Linked DNA regions of Homo sapiens: region 2 is linked to region 1. A link is a loop called in an ENCODE intact Hi-C map of the cell type or tissue named here. Cell type or tissue: dorsolateral prefrontal cortex. All regions are shown on one strand.

The links. Hi-C counts contacts between places; a loop is a spot of excess contacts. Peaks named below come from ENCODE experiments on the same cell type or tissue, not always from the same donor. Only the 100,000 strongest peaks of a DNase experiment are listed, where the experiment ranks them.
Region 2: it touches region 1 in a loop (14-fold over the local background); 104 of 110 quality-filtered maps call a loop at or near these places.

What each region holds. Positions count from the first base shown.
Region 1 is chr17:19,989,467-19,997,466 of GRCh38, forward strand. No RefSeq gene overlaps it. Among named protein-coding and RNA genes, the nearest start is that of AKAP10, 16 kb to the left of the region's middle. RefSeq lists enhancers at 3,247-3,780, 5,252-5,753, 5,754-6,253. In dorsolateral prefrontal cortex, CTCF peaks have their summits at 3,469 (motif pointing right) and 3,676; a DNase peak (open chromatin) is centred at 3,515; H3K4me3 peaks cover 562 bases; H3K27ac peaks cover 2,775 bases.
Region 2 is chr17:20,112,393-20,120,392 of GRCh38, forward strand. All of the region lies in intron 3 of SPECC1 (sperm antigen with calponin homology and coiled-coil domains 1), which reads left to right. It also overlaps the pseudogene KCTD9P1. Among named protein-coding and RNA genes, the nearest start is that of SPECC1, 110 kb to the left of the region's middle. In dorsolateral prefrontal cortex, a CTCF peak has its summit at 4,495 (motif pointing left); a DNase peak (open chromatin) is centred at 4,513; H3K4me3 peaks cover 612 bases; H3K27ac peaks cover 2,521 bases.

The DNA of each region.
Region 1 (8,000 bases):
GCCTCTTTCAGTATAATAATAACAACAATAATGACCATCACTGCAATAATATCACTATCATTTTCGATCACCTGTTAGATGTACTTTTTCAAAAACTTAATCCCCACAACAGCTCTCATTCTGGAGATGAAAAACACAGCCTCAGATGGGCTCTGATTTCATCAATCTGGGTGATTCTAATGAGCAGCAGGGGTAAAAATCTAGAGCCTAAAATTTAACTTGAAATTGTTTTTCCCTCCTAAAAGGAGACTAGTGAGCCTGAAGCATTATAATCAGTCCTCTTGTCTTCTTCTTTCAATTGCCTCACTACCTACAATCATTTAAAATGAATTTTAATGCGTTTCAATGATATTCCATTGTGAGCATCAGTTCTGAGATGCTAAGTATCCACCTAAAATGATATCCTTGTCGAGCACATACTTTAGCCAGTTAATGTCCAAGGGACTTCTCATTTCATTAAATGTCATGTTGCATTTAATTCTCATGACAACCTGGGATAGTAGATATTATTATTTGCCTCATTTTGTGAATGAGAAAATGAGTCTTTGGAGAGGTTAAATAAATTGCCTGAGATCTTGCAGCTAATAAAAGGCAGAGCCAAGGATTGAAAAATGGTTCTGGGCTGGGTGCGGTGGCTCACATCTGTTATTCCAGCACTTTGGGAGGCTGAGGCGGGTGGATCACCTGAAGTCAGGAGTTCGAGACCAGCATGGCCAACATGGTGAAACTCTGTCTCTACTAAAAATATAAAAATTAGCCGGGTGTGGTGGCACACACCTGTAGTCTCAGCTACTTAGGAGGCAGGAGAATCGCTTGAACCTGGGAGGCAGAGGTTGCAGTGAGCCGAGATCGCGCCACTGCACTCCAGCCTGGGTGACAGAGCAAGAGACTCCGTGTCGAATAATAATAATAACAGTCCTAGGGTGTTCTCTCAACTCCTCTATCCAATGCCTATCTTTGCTTCAGGACTCAGCCCAAGATCTACCTCCTGATAGGAAGTCCTCCCTGACAAATCCAGCATTTGTTGACTCAATCGCTTCTAAACTGTTATAATTAGACCAATGCAGCTATCAGTTGTTGAATACTTAGTATACACAAGGCATCTTTTATTCATTATCTCAAAACCTTCTAACACTCTTTTTTTTTTTTTTTTTGAGATGGAGTCTCGCTCTGTCGGCCAGGCTGGAGTGTGGAGGTGTGATCTCCACTCACTGCACGCTCCACCTCCCAGGTTCTAGCAGTATCCCTGCCTCAGCCTCCCAAGTAGCTGGGATTACAGATGCGCGCCACCATGCCCGGCTACTTTTTGTATTTTTTAGTAGAGACAGGGTTTTGCCACGTTGGCCACGCTGGTCTTGAACTTCTGACCTCAGGTGATCCGCCTGCCTCAGCCTCCAAAGTGCTGGGATTACAGGCGTGAGGTAACACTCTTGAGTGTTAGAAATTATTGCTTTAATTTTACAGATGAGGAAACAGGCTCAGAGAGCCTTCCAAGCTCCTGCAGCTAACCAGTAGCAGAGCCAGAATTCAAAATCAGATCTGGGTGAGCCCAAAGCAGGAGTTGGCAAACTAAGGATCATGGGCCAAATCCAGCCCACTCATTGTCTGTTTTGGTAAATAAAATTTTGCTGAAACAAAATCAGACTCACTCATTTACATAACCCTGATGGCTGCTTTCAAACTACAATAGCGACATTGAGTCCCTGCAAACAAGTCTATGTGGCTCTCAAAGCCTAAAATATTTACTATCTAGCCCTTTATAAAAAGTTTGCTTGTAAACGTTTTTGTTTTTATAGAAAAACTCCTGCTTGGAAGCCTGTTTTTCTTGCCACTTCATCTTTCTTCTTCTCTGTATGCCACTGCTATTATAGTATTGAAGTTGTCACTCTTGCTCCCAGCAGGTGGAAGGACAGCATGCTTCTCATGAAAAGGACCTCAGTAGGACACTCACAGAAGTCCGGGCAACTGGGACAGAGACCACGACCCCCAGGAAGGGAGTGGTCAATCAACACAGGGATCACCAGTACAGGAGCCTCTGTTTGGAAGGAAGGTCAGAAAGATCCTGTGGCCTTGCTCTACCAATTTTTGGCAGCCTGCCTGGCCACATCCCTACCTCCCAGAGGCCCATGCTCTGATTCCTGGATGTCACCCTGTTCTCTGCAGGTGCCAGCAATGTTGCTTTTGCATACTCCCAGGGGGCACTATCCACATGTTCCAGGGACTCCATCTACATAGTTACCCTGGGTGCTATAATTACCTGGGTGTGTCTGGAGTGGGTGGGAGAGAGGGGTGTGGCTGTTCTTGGGATCTGCAGTAAAAGACTCTGTTTAAAGGGTTCTGAGAGAGGAGGCTGCGTCGTGGGGTGTAAAGGAGGGAGCTGGGACTCTGCAGCTTTTGGTCTTTGCAGAGCAGTGGGACTTGAGGAGGTAGAGGAGGAAATCCTGGGAAAGAGGTTGAGGGCACTGTCACGAGAAGACAGTGCAAAGCTACACACACCCAGACCACATAATATGAATATTATATAGAGTTTATTGGGGGCAAAGCCTATATGCGGTGAGGTCTCAGAGCACCCTGCTATGCCCGAGTCAGCCTAAGCCACCAAGGATGACCCTGCAGTCAGACCACGTCTGGCTATTGACTCAGTGCAGTGAGAGGGACTGCACGTTGAGCGACATGGAGATGGCTCAGCACACAAAGGTCAGCAAAGAGTTATTCCAGGACTTGAGGGTGATGTGAAGTTAAGGTGACAATTAAATGAAGCAGGCTCATAGCAAACCAGGCTGTGTGTTGTGAGTCAACATCAGGTGTGGGCTGGGAAATGGACCCAGGGTCTTGTTTCTTTGGAAATAATAATTTTTTGTTTGTTTGTTTTGAGATGGAGTCTCACTCTGTTGCCCAGGCTGGAGTGCAGTGGTGCCATCTTAGCTCACTGCAACCTCCGGCTCCTGAGTTCAAGCAATTCTCCTGCCTTAGCCTCCCCAGTAGCTTGGATTACAGACAAGTGCCACCATGCCCGGCTAATTTTAGTATTTTTAGTAGAGATGAAGTTTCACCATGTTGGCCAGGCTGTTCTCAAACTCCTAACCTCGGGTGATCCACCCACCTCAGTCTCCCAAAGTGTTAGGATTACAGGCGTGAGCCCCCGCATCCAGCCTTTTATTCCTTTTTAAAGGCTGAATAATATTCAATTGTACATATATACCACATTTTGTTTATCCGTTCACCTGCTGACAGACACATGTTGCTTTTGTGTTTTAGCTAGTGGGTCAAAGTTAATACTGCTATGACCATACAGGCACAAATATCTCTTCAAGACCTTACTTTCAATTCTTTTTTTTTTTTTTTTTTTTTTTTTTTTGAGATGAAATCTTGCTCTGTCACCCACGCTGGAGTGCCCTGGCATCATCTTGGCTCACTGCAACCTCAGCCTCCCTGCGCACACAGTTCGGTACTACATATATCCTCTAGGTGGCAGCATAACCCTCAATATAAAAACCCATTCTGAGCCCCGCGCGGTGGCGCGCCTGGAATCCCAGCTGCAGCTACTCTGGAGGATCGCTAGAGCCCAAGAGCTGATGCAATGCTCCAGGACTGCACCTGTGAACAGCCACTGGCACTCCAGCCTGGGCAGCAGCGAGACCCCGTCAATAAACAAACAAACCACCCGATTAGGCGCGGTGGCTCACTTCTGTAATCCCAGCACTTTGGGAGGCCCAGGCGGGTGGATGGCTTAAGCCCAGGAGCTCGAGACCAGCCTGGGCAGCATATAGAGACCTCATCTCTACAAAGAATTAAAAAATTAGCTGGGCATGGTGGCACGCGCCTGTGGTCCCAGCTACTCGGGAGGCTGAGGTGGGAGGGCCACCTGAGCCCAGTTTGGAGGCTGCAGTGAGCCGCAATCGCATCACTGCACTCCAGCCTGGGCGACAGAGCCATACTGTCTCAAAAATAAATAAGTAAATAAATAAATAAAACATAAAAACTATTTTGGGATCCTGACCCTTTGGTCTTTGAACTTCTCTCTCTTTTCTTTCTTTCTTTTTTTTTCTTCTTCCTTCCTTCCTTTTCTTTTTCTTTCTTTCTTCCTTCCTTTCTTCTCTTTCTTTCTTTCTTTTCTTCTTTCCCTTTTTTCTTTCTTTTTGAGAGAGGGTCTCATTGTCACCCAGGGTAGAGTGAGAGGCACTATTACTGCAGCCTTGAACTCCTGGGCTCAAGCGATCTTCTTACCTCAGCCTCCCGAGTAGCTAGGACTACAGCTGCATGCCAGCACACCTGACAATTAATTTTTTTTTTTTTTTTTTTTTTTTGAGACGGAGTCTCACTCTCTCCCAGTCTGGAGTGCAGTGGCGCAATCTCGGCTCACTGCAAGCTCCGCCTCCCGGGTTCACGCCATTCTCCTGCCTCAGCCTCCCGAGTAGCTGGGACTACAGGCGCCCGCCACCACGCCCGGTTAATTTTTTGTATTTTTTAGTAGAGATGGGGTTTCACCGTGTTAGCCAGGATGGTCTCCATCTCCTGACCTCGTGATCCACCTGCCTCGGCCTCCCAAAGTGCTGGGATTACAGGCGTGAGCCACTGCGTCTGGCCAAAAAAAAATTTTTTTTTATAGAGACAGGGTCTCGCTATGTTGCTCAGGCTGGTCTCAAACTCCTGGGCTAAGGCACCGTCTCGCTTCAGCCTCCCAAAGTGTTGGGATTACAGGTGTGAGCCACCAGGCCTGGCCTGGCCTGAATTTTCTTTTTTCTTTTTTTTTCTTTCTTTTTTTCCTTTCTTTCTTTTTTTCTTTTTTTTTTTTGAGACAGAGTCTTGCTCTGTCTCCCAGGCTGGAGTGCAGTGGCCTGCTCTCACTCGCTGCAACCTCCCCCTCCCGGGTTCAAGCAATTCTCCTGCCTCAGCCTCCTGAGTAGCTGGGATTATAGGCATGCGCCACCATGCCCGGCTAATTTTTCTGTTTTTAGTAGAGACGGGGTTTCACCATGTTGGCCAGGCTGGTTTCGAACTCCTGACCTCGTGATCTGCCTGCCTTGGCCTCTCAAAGTGTTGGGATTACAGGCGTGAGCCACCGTGACCAACCGAATTTTCTTAGCACTTTTCTTTTTAAATGCCAAAGGATGGAACCCAGAACTGTGAGCTTCCTTCAGCTCTGTCAGTGGCTTATCTCAACATGAGCTAAATGTACAAAGGTGCTCTTCCTATCTTACTGCTGTGATCGTTGGTCCCATGTTTTGACTGCTGGATTGATTTCAGTAAGGACTCAGGGTATAGATTCTAGCCTTCCTTGAAGGACAGATGTCCTCTCAACTAAACTAGAAGCACACTATAACTCTACAATTTTTGAATTCTTTTTTTTTTTTTATTTTTTTTTTGAGACGGAGTCTCACTCTGTCACCCAGGCTGGAGTGCAGTGGCATGATTTCGGCTCACTGCAACCTCTGCCTCCCGGGTTCAAGCGATTCTCCTGCCTCAGCCTCCCAAGTAGCTGGGACTAGAGGTGTGCGCCACCACGCCCGGATAATTTTTGTATTTTTAGTAGAGATGGGGTTTCACCATGTTGGTCAGGCTGGTCTCGATCTGCTGACCTCGTAATTCTCCTGCCTTGGCCTCCCAGAGTGCTGGGATTACAGGCGTGAGCCACTGCGCCCAGCCCCGGCCCTCTTTTTTTTTTTTTTTTTTTTTCGAGGTGGAGTTTCGCTCTTGTTGCCCAGGCTGGAGTGCAGTGGTGCGATCTCGGCTCACTGCAACCTCTGCCTCCCGGGTTCAAGTGATTCTCCTGCCTCAGTCTCACGAGTAGCTGGGATTACAGGTGTCCGCCACCACCCCCAGCTAATTTTTTGTATTTTTAGTAGAGTAGGGGTTTCACCATTTTGGCCAGGTTGGTCTCGAACTCCTGACCTCAGGTGATCTACCTGCCTCGGCCTCCCAAAGTGCTAGGATTATAGGTGTGAGCCACCACACCCGGCCCCCATTTTTGTATTCTTAGTCTCTGGAGCACAGTTGGTTGAACAAATGAATGAATGAATGTATTACCACAAGGACTACACAAGGCTAGGCATTGCCTGGCTTGGAAAGAGTCTTTAAATTGCTATTATTTATGGAAACTTCAGTGCACCAGCCAGATTTCTTGGTTGCAAGCAACAGAAATAAACTCTGGCTCTCTTTTTTTTTGAGACGGAGTCTCATTCTGTCACCCAGGCTGGAGTGCAGTGGCACGATCTCGACTCACTGCAAGCTCCGCCTCCTGGGTCCACGCCATTCTCCTCCTGCTTCAGCCTCCCGAGTAGCTGGGACTACAGGCACCCACTACCACGCCCAGCTAATTTTTTTGTATTTTTAGTAGAGACGGGGTTTCACCGTGTTAGCCAGGATGGTCTCGATCTCCTGACCTTGTGATCCACCTGCCTCGGCCTCCCAAAGTGCTGGAATTACAGGCGTGAGTCACCACGCCTGGCCAACTCTGGCTCTCTTAAGCATAAAGGGAGTTTATTGGAATGGCATGGCAGTAGAATCATGAGAGTTTGCCTTAGTTCGTTTTCTATTGTTTATAACAGAATATCTGAAACTGGGTAATTCATAAAGAAAAGGCATTTATTTCTTACAGTTACAGAGGCTGAGAAGTACAAGGTTGAGGAGCTGTATCTGGTGAGAGCCTTCTTGTTGGTGGGGACTCTCTGCAGAGCCCCTAGGCAGTGTAAGATATCAAATGGTGAAGGGGCGACCATGCTAGCTCAGGTCTTAATTCTTCCTCTTATAAAGCCACTGATGCCACTCCCATGACAACTCATTAATCCATTAATCCACTCATGAGGTCAGAGCTCTCATGATCCAGTCACTGCTTAAAGCCCCATCTCAATATTGCCACTTTGGAGATTAAGTTTCAAAATCAGTTTGGCAGGGGACAAACATTCAAATCATAGCAGGGTTCAAAAGCAGGTTCAGACAGTTTTCAAAATTTGTTTTAATTAAAACAATTAAAAATTTAAAAAAGTTAAAAAAAATTAAAAGAAGCAGGTTCAGCACACAGGCAAAGGAAGCCCTGGAGGGACAAGAAGTAGGAAGAACAACCACCACCTTTGAGCATGAAAAGTCTGGCCAGGGCCCACCACTGTCGCTGTCCACCTCCACAGCTGTGGTAAAAGTCCTAATTTGGGCTGTTCTCTCACCTTTGCATCATATGTTCGCCTTTGCATCATATATCAAAGGGTGGATTGACCCTTTGACAGAAGCTAAGTCACATTCCAAAGCCCCAGCTGCCAAAGTGTGAGTGGGGGAGGATCTCCCCAGTGCAACTCCCTGGCAGAGGAAGTACCCTGCATCCTGCCACTCACACACTGGAGCGTCCCCCAGCCAGCTGAGCAGGCTTCGCAGGGGTGTGGCCATCCGCCTGCTCCAGGCAAGTACTGTACAGTCCTTCAGTCCTTGCTGCCAGCCTCTGCATCGGTAGTTTTTTGTTTGTTTATTTTTTTAAATCAGCGCTCATTTCTTCTTTTTGACTTCTTGGACTAGCCGTGAAGATTGCAGGCATTCTTAGCCTGTCTTTTAGTAGGAATGTTTCTAATGTTTCACCATGGAGTGTTAAGGTTTACTGAAGGCTTCTGGTAGCTAGATTATCTATTTAGTTTGAGGGTCTTCCTTGGATTCCTAAACTCACTAAGAGTTTTCTTTTGAGATGGAGTCTCACTCTGTTACCCAGGCTGGAGTGCAATGGCATGATCTTGGCTCACTGCAACCTCCGCCTCCCGGGTTCAAGCCATTCTCCTGCCTCAGCCTCCCAGGTAGCTGGGACTACAGGCATGCGCCACCACACCCGGCTAATTTTTCTATTTTCAGTAGAGATAGGGTTTCACCATGATGGCCAGGCTGGTCTCAAACTCCTGACCTCAAGTGATCCGCCCACCTCGTCCTCCCAAAATGCTGGGATTATAGATGTGAGCCACCTCGCCCAGCCACTAAGAGTTTTTGAAAACAGAAATCAGTATGTATTTTATCAAATGATTTAGAGT
Region 2 (8,000 bases), 120 kb after region 1:
TAAACCACCGGAGGATCATTCACCAATATCCTGAAAGGAATTTGTCTGATTTTTGCTGGCAACTTCAATCAAGTCAGAACTGCGATGCCAAGGTTTGAACTTCAGTGGTGCTGATCTTTCTCATTTGGACCTTTGAAACATTAACTTCAAAATGGCCAGTTTAAGCCGCTGCAGTCTTGCACATGCAAATCTTTGCTGTGCAAATCTTAAACAAGCTGATCTCTCTGGATCAGTGCTTGACTGTGCAAATCTTCAGGGAGTCAAGACACTCTGTTCTAATGTAGAAGGAGCATCCCTGAAACTGTGTAATTTTGAGGATCCTTCCGGTCTTAAAGCCAATTTAGAAGGTGCTAACCTGAAAGGTGTGGATATGGAAGGAAGTCAGATAACAGGAATTAACCTGAGAGTGACTACCTTAAAAAATGCAAAGTTGAAGAACTGTAACCTCAGAGGAGCAACTCTGGCAGGAACTGATTTAGAGAATTGTGATCTGTCTGGGTGTGATCTTCAAGAAGCCAACCTGAGAGGGTCCAACATGAAGGGAGCTAGATTTGAAGAGATGCTAACACCACTACACATGTCACAAAGTGTTAGATGAGAATTTTAGGGGCTGGAGGAACATGTACAAGATGAAAATGTTTTCCTTATCACTTTTCTTTCTCCACCCGCTCAGTTGTCTAGAAGAAATAACACTGTAAGGAAGTTAAAAAAAAATTTAGAGGATTATGCTTGTTCTCAGTGGTGCATAAGGGAAAAAATTGACTTTTTTTTCCATATTCTGATTTTTAACAGAAAAGCACTCATTTAATAGATATAGGGAAACTAGATATTGCTGCCTTTTGAACAGGGTAGGGGGGTTTACCTGGTTTTATGACCAGGAATAGTATCTATTACATTTGCTTTTAAATAGGCATGATGTGGAAATACCATCTTGGTTTGAGATGCATTTGAGGATTTTAATTTATGGAAAGCACAACATATGCAATTTATATTTATTGAATACTAGATGCAGTATGGATATTTAAATTGTAAAAACTTTACGAAAACTTGGAAAAGGTTGTTCAGGTTTATAAATAGCTTTAGTGATGCCTCCTTCTTTAAATACTTGTCACAGCATATGAATATGGTAAGATCAGACTCCCTAAGACTCTTCAGGTTCATTTTTATAATGTTTACTTTTTAGAACAAAACAGTAGCTAAATTACAGTAATATCCAGTTCTTACTGATTGAGACAGAGTGGAAAGAAAGACATCGTTGTACATCACTGTCATTCCAAAGGTACAGTGGAACTCCGGATGGAGGAAGAACTTACCTATCACTACAACACTTATAAATGAGCATTTCTCAGAATGTCATTCTAGGCAAGTTCCACTCAACACCAGACCAAGCAATTCTGTCTATTCACACTATTAGCCTAGTTTTCTCATACAATCAGCACAAGCATAGGAAGATACTTCAAAACCAAAAAACCAAGGTGCACCATTAATATTCATTTAATTCAAATACCAAATAGTTTTACATAGGGCCATCTTAGAAATAGATATTAAATCCAGATCTACTGCAATCAAAGCTTACACAATATGAATGAATATGGTAGAGTTGCCTGTTAAAAGGCAATGTAATATAATTGCTGCTAGAACCCTACAGTGGGGAATGAGGAATTTTAAACATATATTTGATTACAGCCACCAAAAAAGTATATATAAAGAAAGTAAAAATAAAGGCATTTGGCTGGTCCAAGATGTAACACCAATCAGTCAGCACCTATGATTCTTTTACTTACATTTTTTACTTTTTGTTTTTGTTTTTGTTTTTTTGAGACAGAGTATCAGTCTGTCGCCAGGCTGGAGTGCAGTGGCGCAATCTTGGCTCACTGCAACCTCCGCCTCCTGGGTTCAAGCGATTCTCCTGCCTCAGCCTCTCGAGTAGCTGGGACTACAGGTGCACACCACCACGCCCAGCTAATTTTTGTATTTTTAGTAGAGACAGGGTTTCACCATGTTAGCCAGGATGGTCTTGATCTACTGACCTTGTGATCCACCTGCCTTAGCCTCCCAAAGTGCTGAGATTACAGGCGTGAGTCATGGCGCCCAGCCTGTTTTTTTTTTTGTTTTTTTTTTTAGTGAAATTTAGCCTGTTTTTCTTGAGTCATTTTCTCTCTGCAACAGTAGAGGAAGGGCCTGTATCTCCCTACCAATGACCTGGTGTCCTTACATCTACCCCAAGAGCAGGGATGTTAGCTGTGTCCACAGGGTTCTGAATTCTACAGACTCATCAACATGAGGCAAGGAATCATTGAAAACCACTTTTGTCTCCTTTGGGAGAATGACTCATCTTTAGTATTTATGTAGTGTATTCTTCTATATCTACATATGCAAAGCTTTCTTTGACAGTAAAGGGCACATATGCATAGTGGGAGAAGATCAGACCTTTACAAGTGAAGGAAAGCAACTTCAGAAATGAATTATTTTCTTTGCTTTATTATTTTTACCAAGACAGAGAAGTATTGTATTGAGAGATTATCTATTTTCATAATCAACATTTGCCTAAATTATATTTAAATCATTTCACTTTGTACTATATTTTCAGGAATTATAGAATGTGTTATTCACTCACTTAAAGGTACCTCTGTAGAAATAACCTAAAACTGCAGAAGGATCCGAAAGATATAACATGGTGTGTTTAGAAACTGCAGATTTTAGATCTAATGTATACTGCATTAATAAATGATGTAAAGTGTGGAAAAGGAAAAAAAAAGACTGATCCCATGATCAAATATTAATATAAAAATTTGAGATCAGCCGGGCACGGTGGCTCACACCTGTAATCCCAGCACTTTGGGAGGCCAAGGTGGGTGGATCATGAGGTCAGGAGATCAAGACTAGCCTGGCCAACATGGTGAAAACCCATCTCTACTAAAAATACAAACATTAGCTGGGCGCGGTGGCGGGTGCCTGTAATCCCAGCTACTCAGGAGGCTGAGGCAGGAGAATCACTTGAACCCGGGAGGTGGAGGTTGCAGTGAGCCGAGATCGTGCAACTACACTCCAGCCTGAGTGACAAAGCAAGACTGTCTCAAATAAATAAATAAATAAATAAATAAAAATAAAAAAAATTGGAGATCAAAATATTAGTGCATAGGATTCAACAATAAATTAAAAGAACAGTAGTGTACATCACAACTAAGTGAATTTATGCCACCCAAGAATGGATGAATATTAAGAAATTTTGGAATATAATCTATCATACCATATTAACAGGCCAAAGAAGAAAAACTGTAGTTATCTCTATAGATACAGAACATACATGTGACACAATTAACAATCTTTCTAACAACAAACTCTTGATAGACTATACATGTGCAGAGACTTCTTTAATGATGTGTATGTGTCACAAACAAAAGCCAGCGATTCCCATTAAAGTCAAAGATAATTCAAGGTTGCTTACTATCACCAGTCATCTAAAATTTTCGGTAGATACTAACCAAGGCAGTAAGATAAGAGAGATGTAGAAGTACATAAATATTGGAAATGAGGGAACAAAATGATGATTGTAATCAGATAATAACATTGTATGCTTTGAATTTCCTGAAAATTGTCTTAGAATTTTCTGAAATTCTATTAGAGACAATAAGAGTTCTGTATGTGGCTAGTTGTAGACTATAATATATCAATAACTTTCTTTTTTATTTATTTTATTTATTTATTTTTTTGAGATGGAGTCTCGGTCTGTCGCCCAGGCTGGAGTGCAGTGGCGCGATCTTGGCTCACGGCAAGCTCCGCCTCCCAGTTTCACGCCATTCTCCTGCCTCAGCCTCCCGAGTAGCTTGGGACTACAGGTGCCCGCCACCACGCCCAGCTAATTTTTTGTATTTTTAGTAGAGATGGGGTTTCACCATGTTAGCCAGGATGGTCTCGATCTCCTGACCTCGTGATCCACCCACCTTGGCCTCCCAAAGTGCTGGAATTACAGGCATGAGCCACCATGACCGGCCATCAGTAGCTTTCTTACCAGTGACTAGAAAAGATAATAATGTAAGAAACAGTTCTATTTATAAAGGAATGAAAGGGCAAAATATTTAGAAATAGTGTGAGCATCTATAAAAAAAATCTTAAAACTCTTTTGAAGGAGAAGTCTTATGTCCTTCAAAGAAGACATAAATAAGTGAAAGCATATATGTGATTCTTAGGAAGATTAAATAGAATTAAGATTAAACTTAGTACAAGATATAAAATGTAATAAGGATGTCTGAATTATTCTAAGAATTCCTTTTCATCTTGATTCAGTGGGAATTTGGGAGTGGAAACCTGAATAAAATAACTGGAATTTATCTAAAACCCGTTGTTCTCAATGGGGGACGATTTTGTCCCCCAGTTCCAACCCAGGGAACAATTGGCAGTGTCTGGAGACTTTTTTTTTTTTTTTTTTTTTTTTTTTTTTGGCTGTCATGACTCGGGGCTGCTACTGCCATCTAGTGGGTAGAAGCCAGAGATACTAAACATCCTAGGATGCGCAGGACCGTCCCTGCAGTGGAGAGTGTCCTGCCCAAAAATGTCAACAGTACTGCTGCTGAGAAATCCTGACCTAGCAGAATAAATATTCTAGAGTAACCAGGAAAATTCTGACAATACTAATCAGGGGATTAACCTTAGGCATTCTGGAACTGAAGAGGTGCTAGGCAGCTCAGTGGAACGGTGGACAAAGTGCAGAATACACTGGAAGATTTAGTACAGGGGAAAGGTGGCATTTCATATCACGGTGGATAATTCACTCAAAAATGTGACCGAGTAAGTATTTAGGAAGGAATAAAGCTGGATCCCTATCTCATTCCTCCCATCAAAATAAATTCTAGGAGGATTAAAGATTTAAATATTAAAAAATGAAACTGCAAGACTACAAAGAGAAAGCATCAGAGAATTAATTTGTAGTCTTGGCCTTGGAAGAACCTTTCTAAGTAGGAACAGACACAGAAGCCATAAAGGAAAAGATGAAAAATGTACTTACATAAATATAAGAAACTTCTTTGCAAAAAGAAGAAATTATTTGCAATACATGTAACAAAATGCTTATTTACAAAGAGTTTATACAAATCAATAAGAAAAAGAAAAATAGGCCAGATGTGGTGGCTCATGCCTATAATCCCAGCAATTTGGGAGGCCAAAGTGGGAGGATTGCTTGAGCCCAGGAGTTGAAGACCAGCCTGGGCAACATAGTGAGACCTCATCTCTACAAAAATAAATAAATAAAAATTAGCTGGGTGCGTGCCTGTAGTCCCAGCTGCTTGGGAGGCTGAGGTGGGATGATTGTCTCAAAAAAAAAAAAAAAAAAGAAAAGGAAAAATAATATAATAGAAATATATATAGCGCCCATGAAAAATACAGATGGCTAGTGGAAAGATACTAAGCCTTACTTAAGAAATGTAAAGCAAGGCTGGGTGCGGTGGCTCAACGCCTGTAATCCTAGCACCTTGGGAAGCTGAGGCGGGCTGATTGCTTGAGCCCAGGAGTTCGAGACCAATCTGGGCAAAATGGTGAAACCCTGTCTGTACAAAAAATACAAAAATTAGCCAAGCATGGAAGCGTGCACCTGTAGTCCCAGCTAGTTGGGAGACAGAGGTGGGAGGATCACTTGAACCTGGGAAGTGAAGGTTGCAGTGAACTGAAATCATGCCACTGCACTCCGGCCTGGGCAACAGTGAGACCCTGTCTCACAATAAATAAATAATAAATAAATAAATAAATAAAGCAAAACAACAATTAGATATATAATTTCCGCTAATACATTAGCAAAAATTAAAACAGTTTATCATTTCTGGTGTCATTAAGGGTGTAAAGAGCCACATATGGTTGATGCACAAGGACAAGTTGGTAATATCTATCTAAATCTTAATTTAATCTTTCACCAAGCATTTCTATTATTTAGCACTTAACGGTTACTGATATTCTTGGAAAAGGATGCCAACATGTATGAGCAAGTTCAGTTGCATGATTATTTATAATAGTATAATATGGGAAACAACCTAAGTATGTATTCATACAGGGCTGGTTGAACAATGTGATTTTGGTGCAGTAGAATAGTATACAGGCATGAAAATGAATACAGTAGATTTGTGTGTACTGATAGGGAAAGATTTCCAATATACATTACTAAGTGGGGAAAATAATATGGTGCATATGGTATAACCTTAATTTGGTTTTGGTTTTAGAAGTATATATTAATTATTAAAATCAACTTTTTTTTCCTGGAAGGATGTCAGAATGATTATCTTTGAGGAGAGTTAGCAGAATTGATAGTGGCAGAGGAAAATTTTTTCATTTTAGATTTTCCTGTGCTGTTTGAACATTTTAAACATATGCATACATTGCTATACAAAATTAAAAACAAGGTAAATACAACATAAATTTAGACAATATAAATATAAACTAAACTTTTTTTTGCCTTCACAAAATCCTTCCTCTTCTACTTGCCTTTTGTAGTGTTCTTTAGCCATTTGTTGGTGGATTTTTTTTTATTGTTTGCTTATAGCATCTGCTCCTTTGCACAGGATTCTAGGAAAAGACCTTGGTTTCATATTGGCTCCTAAAGTAGACAAGTTCCCATGCCCCAAGGGGCATTGGCATCCTTTATTTGTCAAAGGAAGGAAATAACTACATATCTACTATACAGTGATGTTGGGAAAAAGGTCTGTGAATAATTTATATAGACTGTAATGAAAAGTAAGTGACAGTTATTATTCTCCTAGTTATACAAATTGTTTGTCAGTTACTTCATTTAAGTGAAATTAAATTATTTGAGTTAATAGGGTTGAATTTGAAAATTACATTTTGTTTCTGAAGCTTTTATTTTTTTAAATTTATTTTATTTTTTGAGACGGAGTTTCGCTCTTGTTGCCCAGGCTGGAGTGCCATGGCGCTCCACAACCTCCGCCTCCTGAGTTCAAGTGATTCTCCTGCCTCAGCCTCCTGAGTAGCTGGGATTACAGGCTTGCGCCACCACGCCCAGCTAATGTTGTACTTTTAGTTGAGATCGGGTTTCTCCATGTTGGTCAGGCTGGTCTTGAACTCCCAACCTCAGGTGATCCACCTGCCTCAGCCTCCCAAAGTGCTGGGATTACAGGCGTGAGCCACCACACCCAGCCAAGAGCTTTTATTTTTAAATGTCAGTAGTCCTCAACATTTTTGTAGCACCTTTGGACAGCTGATACTTTTGTACATTGTCATGCTGTCCCCAGACTGCCTCATTTGGAATAGGTGAATACCAGTCTATTAGGACAGACCATTAGGAGCAGTGGTATGCAGTGCCTGTCTGTTGCAGGTGTTATCACCTCTACAGTTGTATAGTATTGTTTCGGTAATCATTTCAATATTTGATTGCATTTTGTCTATTTTACATGCGTGAAAACGAGGAAAATGAAAGTGCTGGTTGGGATTACAGCAACTAGTTGTACAGGCTGAACATCCCAAATCCAAAAATTCAAAATCCCAAATGCTTCAAAATCTGAAATGTTTTGAGCACTGACATGATGCTCAAAGGAAATGCTCACTGGGGCATTTTGGATTTTGGATTTTTGGATTAGAGATGCTGAACTGGTAAGTATAATGCAAATATTCCAAAATAAAAAATCAGAAATCCAGAACACTTATGGTCCTGAGCATTTTGGATAAGGGATACTCACCCTGTAGTAATAAGCTTGGGTTTTAAAATCTCAGTACTGCCGGGTGGGGTGGCTTATGCCTGTAATCCCAGCACTCTGGGAGGCCGAGGCAGGCGGATCACCTGAGATATTTGGAGACCAGCCTGGCCAACATGGCGAAACCCCTTCTTTACTAAAAATAGAAAAAAATTAGCCAAGTGTTGTGGCGGGTGCCTGTAATCCCAGCTACTTGGGAGGCTGAGGCAGAAGAATCTCTTGAACCTGGGAGGTGGAGGCTGCAGTGAGCCGAGATTGTGCCACTGCACTCGAGCCTGGGCAACACAGTGAGACTCAGTCTCAAAAAAA